3 separate regions of the Homo sapiens genome follow, and regions 2 and 3 are each linked to region 1. Evidence: read pairs that join two places in POLR2A ChIA-PET (ENCODE). Cell type or tissue: PC-9. All regions are shown on one strand.

Region 1 (2,500 bases):
TGGCATACAGCTATGTATATATATTTACACATATACACCAACAATTGGTACATTAGAAAAATTTCCCCTTTGAGGAACATCACACAACGGGGCCTGTTGTGGGGTGGCGGGAGTGGGGAGGGATAGCATTAGGAGATATACCTAATGTAAATGACGAGTTAATGGGTACAGCACACCAACATGACAAATCTATACATATGTAACAAACCTGCACGTTGTGCACATGTACCCTAGAACTTAAAGTATAATAAAAAAAAAGAAAAAAGAAAAAAAATTTCCCCTTTGAACTACTCTTGATTTAAAGATGCATTTATTCTTAGTTTTTCATACACTCTATTTGGCTGGAAAAGTTATTTAATATCTGACTCTTAGTTTCTTGATACATAAAATCTTGTGAGGACTAAATAAACATGTGAAAAAAAAGCATTTTGTATGCTGAATAGTAAAACGCTAGCCAAAATATTCTTCAGCTATTTTAAATAATCAAACAGTAGAAAGGCTGGCTAGATAACATACTGTACGCGGCTTTATTCTTTGTTTCCAAGAAGAGCTAAACAATAACAGCAACCTCACAAACTCTTTGAATAACTGACATTCCTAATGTTTGTGTGTTTAATAAACAAATCATGTTACAGTCTAATCATTTTCCCAGTCCAACTGTCTTTTAAAATTTGCAATACTCACTTTTTCCTATTTCTTGTTTCATGACCCACTGAAATTTACTTCCTCCCCATTGTGACACTGAGAAAGCACTCTGAAGTCACTAATTAACCCATCCTGTGGGCAGTGTCCTCATTTTGTATCTCCTTCGCTGACAACCCAGCAGGATTCTGCATCTTGACTACTTCTCCTTTGTAAAACACTTTGTCCCTTAGCGTCTGTGTTCCCCATTGTGGGCTTTCCTCCTACTTCTGCCTGCCCTGTTTCCTATGCAGCCTCATCTTCCTATACAGAGTCATTAAACGTTAAAGTTCTCTAGGGTTTGGCATAAGGCTGCTCCTCCTCCCATGCTATGCTCTCTGTCTAGACAATGTCATCCAGGTAAACATTTCAGTAACCATATCTGGGATGTGTCTCCCAAGTTTACACAGCTAGCCCACAGTTTCACCTCCTACGGAACTCCTGAATTCATTACTCTTCACCAGGCTGCTATAGTCTCAGCCTAACTGTTCTTCCCATATCCACCCTGCCTCTCTCTGATTTGTTCTCCATACCTGAGTCAAAGTGACCTTTATAAAATCTCATTATGCCAGTCCCCTGCTTAAACCTGCAGGCACCTCTATTACTCTGAGAGGTTGTCTTCAATCCCTCAAGCTGGCCTGCAAGGCCCTCCATGCGCTACGTCTTGCCTGCCTTCCCAGCCTCACCCTGCTCTCCCTGCCACAGTGGCCCTTCTTTCCATTCCTCAAACATGCTCACTTCTTCCCATTATGGTGTTCTCCTGCTATGCCACTCTCCTTCACTTCCTAGTAACCAGGACCTAGTCAGTGCTTAGTCATCATTACGACCTCAGCTCAGAAGTCTCATCAGGTTTTTTTTTTTTGAGACGGAGTCTCGCTCTTTCACCCAGGCTGGAGTGCAGTCGTGTGATCTCCTCGGCTCACTGCAAGCTCCGCCTCATGGGTTCACGCCATTCTCCTGCCTCAGCCCCCTGCCCCCCGCTCCCTGTGCAAAGGCTAATTTTTTGTATTTTTAGTAGAGACGGGGTTTCACCATGTTAGCCGGGATGGTCTCAATCTCCTGACCTCGTGATCTGCCCGCCTCGGCCTCCCAAAGTGCTGGGATTACAGGCGTGAGCCACCGCGCCCGGCCATCAGGATTTCTTTTCCACCTTCCATTCTGTGATGAGAGACCCTCTGTTACAAAGTCATAGCACTGTATACCTTTCCCCTTTTCATGATTATTGGATTGTCTCCCTCATTAGGCAGAAACTGTATTTTTCTTACTGTTAAATCTCCAGCATCTACTGTAATGTCTATCTAGTGAAAGCTGTTCCATGGGTATTTGCTAAATAAATGAATAAACTACCAGTTAAAGGGGAGAAACTTACACATGTGCAGTATGGATATTAGTGTCTTGACAGAATTTGGCTGTAGTACATGTACACTCATGTACCTCAGAATGATGCTTCTGTCAATAATGGACCACATATAAAACAATGGTGCCATAAAATTATAATGAAGCTGAAAAATTCTGATAGTCCGGTGATGATGTAGCCTTTGTAACACTGTAGAGCAAGGCATTACCTTTCCTTTGTTTAGATACACAAATGCTTACCATTGTGTTATAATTGCCTACAGTATTCAGCAGAATACTGAATACAGTTACAGTATAGTACAGCCAGTAGTACTGTAATATACTGTTAACTATATTCAGTATTCTACTGAATAATGTTGGGGACTGTAACAGTATAGAAACCTGTGCAGATTTGTAGCGTAGACGCCATAGGCTATACCATCTAGCTTAGGTGTGAAGTAGGCTACACCATCTATGTTTGTGT
Region 2 (2,500 bases), 1.4 Mb after region 1:
GGCAGGAAACAGCAGAAGAGAAGAAAGTTGAGATGAAGAAAAAAATATGAACGAAGGCAATGAAGTAAGGGGAAGATGGAGACAACTTTTAGGGCTTTTACTATAGGTTCACTGTTTCTAATATAACCATCAGAATCTTCTGTCACAAAAGGTTACATGTTGATGGAAAGAATACAGGAAAATAAATGAGATCTAATTTACCATATGAGGCTTTAGAATTTATTAAAATCATTTGTTATTTATGTACCATATTTAATCTTTGCCATGTCTATATTCTACCTATATTAGTATTTTTCTCTAGAAAGAATTTAGTTTTTACTCAGCTTCATTTCCATGAAAATGAAATATAATTTTTCTTAATATATTAAAAATATCTTACCTACCTTCAGTGATATTAAAATTCAATTATTTCACTTGCTCCATATGCCCATTTTTTTCCATCACTAACCCTTAGTCTTTAAGCATGCAGATCTAAATTTCCATTAGTTAGACTGGTACAAGTCTCCTGCGAATTGTTAAGTCTCTTATTTCTATCTCGCTGATAATTGCATCTTCCTAGAAATGTGAGGAGTGGAGAGCTACTAAAGACTGTTGGATTAAGGGTTGGGCACGGTGGCTCATGCCTGTAATCCCAGCACTTTGGGAGACTGAGGTGGGTGGATCACTTGAGGTCAGGAGTTTAAGACCAGCCTGGCCAACATGGTGAAACCCTGTCTCTACTAAGAATATGAAAATTAGCCGGGCATGGTGGTGCATGTCTGTAATCCCAGCTACTCTGGAGTCTGAGACAGGAGAATTGCCTGAACCTGGGAGGCGGAGGTTGCAGTGAGCCGAGACCACTCCACTGCACTTCAGCCTGAGCAAGGAAGCCAGACACTGTCCACCTGACAAAAAAAAAAAAAAAAAAAAAACAAACCAGATTGTTGGATTAAGTCAAGTTCAGATTTCTCAATTTTTAGTGCCATTTGAAAGAATATTCTACATTTGTAAATACTCTATGCGAAATAAAAAAGCAATCCAAAACAAAACGGTAGAAGAAGCAGTTAACTTTCAATTAATTTTGTTAAATCCATGAAGATAATAGAGCTTAAGAAGAACTAGTAACTACTGAAAAAACAGAGCAGCCTAGTTCAGAAAACACAAATAATTACATATATGTTTAAAGTAGAAACAGCGTGGTGTGGCGAAAAATAATGGCTTTAGAGCTACACAGCCCTTATTTTGAATTCCAAATCTGTCACTTAAATAATCTTCCTAATTTTTTGGCACCTCACTTTCCTCATTTTTAACATGGTGATAATGGTTACCTGTCCTGATTGTTGTGAGGATTAAATAAGCCACAAACCAGTGCCTGGTTTGAACACTGGCTCTGCTACTCACCATGCTCAACAATGGTAGTTGGTATTTTTACTGAAATGTTGATGACATTTTCTGGGTAAAATTGTTTCCTCTTTCAGCCTGGCCAAAGCAAGAAATTCTCGATTCTTTAAATTTACCAGCTTATAATCAATTTGTTAACCTATGCCATATGTCTAAATTCAGCCCGAAATTTAAAAATCTTTTGAATATTTTATAATACACTAAAATTACACTTAATATATTTTTATATTCCTAAATATTGCTTTGACTATAGAATTTAAAAATTAAGCAATATGCATATTTTATAGCAATTTTTATCTTTATAGAATTAAATCAGTTGAAATCTGGTGTATCTCTTGTGGGGCAAAAGTAGCAGACAGTTGACAGAAGGTTGGTATACTAAGCTAGAAAAATTTTGGAAGTGAGAGATTCTAAAAAGCCGATGATAACAGTGCTCAAATAAGAAATCAAAGTGTCTGAGATTGTAATATGAGAAAGAAGGGTCACAATCTAAACAAAGTTTTAAAATGTAAAAATCTGAAAGGAATCAAATTTGTATTCTTATATTAAGGTCTTAGATATAGTAAACAGAATTGGGAAGATATTTCAGAGAGGTATTAGTCTTTCTGACAATGGCTGGATACTGCGGGTTGGGGAAGGAGGCAGGAAAACATGCCTCACAGAGCCAACTTAAAAAAAGGATAAAGCTTTGATCCTGAGATTTTAAAGCGTGCAGATCTAAATTTCCGTTAGTTAGGCTGGTAAAAGCCTCCCATGAATTGTTAAAAGGACTAGAAAATAAAAGGCTTTTCAATCACTATAGAAAAGATTTTTATTGACACAGAGAAGCTCTTTAGTTGTCTATTTCAATCTATTTTAATGTTAGTGAATAAAAAGAGATAATCTTTTTTTTTTTTTGAGACAGGGTCTCACTTTCTCACTTTGTTGCCCAGGATAGAGTGCAGTGGCATGATAACGGATTACTGCAGCCTCCACCTCCTGGGTTCAAGCAATCCTCCCACCTCAGCCTTCCGAGTAGCTGGGACTACAGGCACACAACACCACGCCCAGCTAGTGTGTGTGTGTGTGTGTGTGTGTGTGTGTGTGTCCCTGTGTCCAGGCTAGTGTTGAACTCCTGGGC
Region 3 (2,500 bases), 54 kb before region 1:
AACAAACAAACAAAACCACGAAATGGTATCACCTAACTTGGGCACCTGGGGCTGTTCTCAACCAGGGTCCTTCATCTGAACTGCAGAACACAGAAAAGGATTTGAGAAGCTATTTTCTCAGTTTCCCCATATACACATCACCGGGAACATTCTAAATGTCTAGGACAATGCCAACTCATTACACACAATGGCAGAGATAGGGCAGTACGACTTAATTCCCTTACACATAGTTGAAAATGTGAGTCCTGAGGCAATCAAACTTACAAGTGACTTATAATATTAAGTCATTTACACTTTTATACAGGCTGAGTACTCCTTATCTGAAATGCCTGAGGCCAGAATTGTTTCCAATTTCAATTTTTGTCCCCCACATTTTGGGATACTTGCATATACATAATGTAATACATTGGGGATGGGACCCAAGTCTAAAGATGAAATTCATTTATGTTTCATATATACTTTATACATAGAGCTTGAAGGTAATTTTATTCTTCCCTCAAGGACACTGAAAAAACTGTCTATTGTGCTCCTGCATTTTGGCCGAGACCGTCACATAAAGTCAAGTGATGGGTCTTGTCAAAACGCAGGTGCGCAACAGACAGTTTATTCATGTCATGTCAGTGCTCAAAAAGTTTCAGATTTTGGAGCATTTTGCATTTTGGATTTTCAGATTAGAGATTCTCAGCCTGTATCTCTAAATCTAGTACGATGATATTCGTAAAATATCTTATTGGTATAACAACATGAATTACAAAGTGCTGTTTGCATACAATAGAAAGGGTCAGACCTTCTACAATAGAAATATTTCAGGTGTCATGTATTCATTTATATTCTCTGGTGACTGTAATAATAATTTGTATAGGTGACAGGTACAATTTCAGAGATCACAATATACAGTTGGCCCTCTGTATCTGTGGGTTATGGATTCCACCAACTGCAGACTGAAAACATTTGGGGAAAAAATGGATGGTTGTGTCTGTGCTGAACATATACACGCTTTTTTTTTCCTTGTCATTCCCTAAACAACACAGTCTAACAACTAGTTATATAGCATTTACATTGTATTAGGTATCATAAGTAATCTAGAGATGATTTAAAGAATGGGTGTAGGTTATAGCAATTACGACACCATTCTATATGAGAGACTTGAGCATCTGTAGAGTTTAATATCCATAAGGGTCCTGGAACCAATCCTCCACGGATACTGAGGGATGACCATAATCTCAAACACTTAACCACATTATACATCTAGTCTGTGATCAATAGTAACTACTGCAAAAGTAAACATTTTATCAAGTCACAGTTCTAGGAGGTAATCGGACACAAGTATAATTGGGATCTAAATGAAGTATATTTACCCACACTTTTTCAGAAGTAAACTCACTTTTTTTTTCCCAATATATTTTCACTAGAGATGAGATGCTTTGCCCCAAGGTAAGTCTTTCAACCATTTACAATACTGACAAAACACTTGGCCTTCAGACTTTATGAAGGATTTTGTTCATTCTTCTTAAAGGCAATCATTTGATTTGTGGCTGATATTCTACTACTTTTGTTCCTCTGCTTCTGTGTAGTCCAGTGAAGTCCCTCAATGCTGCACAACTACCTGTATGCAGAAACATCTTGGCTTCGAGTGATACAGATGCAATTCCTTGATGAAGTTGATAAGACAGTATAACCTTAACCTTGCTATAACTTAGCCCAACTATTTAATCTCAACGTGGAGAAAATGGATACCCAAGTAGATGAAGCGACTATTTGGATTACACTAATAGTCACAGAATCCAGGCCTTTTGACTAATAATTTAATAATTTTGGCTAATAATGTGACTAATAATCTACATTTTCCAACGCTCCCTGCTGCTTCCCAAGGGGCAGCATTTTTCTCCAGGATTCCCAAACACCGAGGTGGTATTTTGAAGCTGCACTGTACTACACATCTTCCATAGGAATAGATACATCAGAGAGAAAGTTCCAAGATGGAATTTCAGCTTTCACGCTAAATTTCCTGACTCTTGATGCTTTAAAACAGACCGTGGGGGTACAATTTCAGAATGATCTGGTGAGAGACTCATTAACATTAATGGGAGTCAGGTGGTCACATTCTCAAACAGGGCCTGAAATTCTCCAAGTTATACCATCTTCTAGACCCATATATGTCTTTAACTTATCACCATTAATAGAAGTGACAGATGTCTTTTGTAAAATGCTTTTCCTTAGTTATTTTTCACAGATATTTCTAAACAAGCATATTTATAAAATATAATTTTCACTTAAGGGATAATTATACATAAATCTATTTCCTTGTAATTAAAAAATAATTATACATAAATCCTGTTTCCTTGTAATGTCTACCTTGTCTCCCAGCCATCTCATTTCCAACGGGAAGGGTCTGACCTTATACAATACTTTAGAAGTATTTCAGGTGTCATGTAGGGAAACTAAACTCTATAGCCTCATCATTCAGACAGCAGACACCATTTAGGAAATATTAGGAATT

The links. ChIA-PET counts read pairs that join two places held together with the same protein. Peaks named below come from ENCODE experiments on the same cell type or tissue, not always from the same donor. Only the 100,000 strongest peaks of a DNase experiment are listed, where the experiment ranks them.
Region 2: POLR2A ChIA-PET joins it to region 1 with 7 read pairs; 2 of 35 experiments call an interaction of 5 or more read pairs at or near these places.
Region 3: POLR2A ChIA-PET joins it to region 1 with 5 read pairs; 7 of 35 experiments call an interaction of 5 or more read pairs at or near these places.

Annotation. Positions count from the first base shown.
Region 1 is chr15:32,865,979-32,868,478 of GRCh38, forward strand. The region is part of intron 16 of FMN1 (formin 1); the gene reads right to left. Among named protein-coding and RNA genes, the nearest start is that of GREM1-AS1, 150 kb to the left of the region's middle. In PC-9, no CTCF peak of the experiment used is centred here; a DNase peak (open chromatin) is centred at 1,493; H3K27ac peaks cover 1,336 bases.
Region 2 is chr15:34,307,742-34,310,241 of GRCh38, forward strand. The region is part of intron 2 of SLC12A6 (solute carrier family 12 member 6); the gene reads right to left. Among named protein-coding and RNA genes, the nearest start is that of SLC12A6, 29 kb to the right of the region's middle. In PC-9, no CTCF peak of the experiment used is centred here; no DNase peak of the experiment used is centred here.
Region 3 is chr15:32,812,037-32,814,536 of GRCh38, forward strand. All of the region lies in intron 17 of FMN1 (formin 1), which reads right to left. All of the region lies in intron 2 of LOC107984089 (a long non-coding RNA gene), which reads left to right. Among named protein-coding and RNA genes, the nearest start is that of GREM1-AS1, 94 kb to the left of the region's middle. In PC-9, no CTCF peak of the experiment used is centred here; no DNase peak of the experiment used is centred here.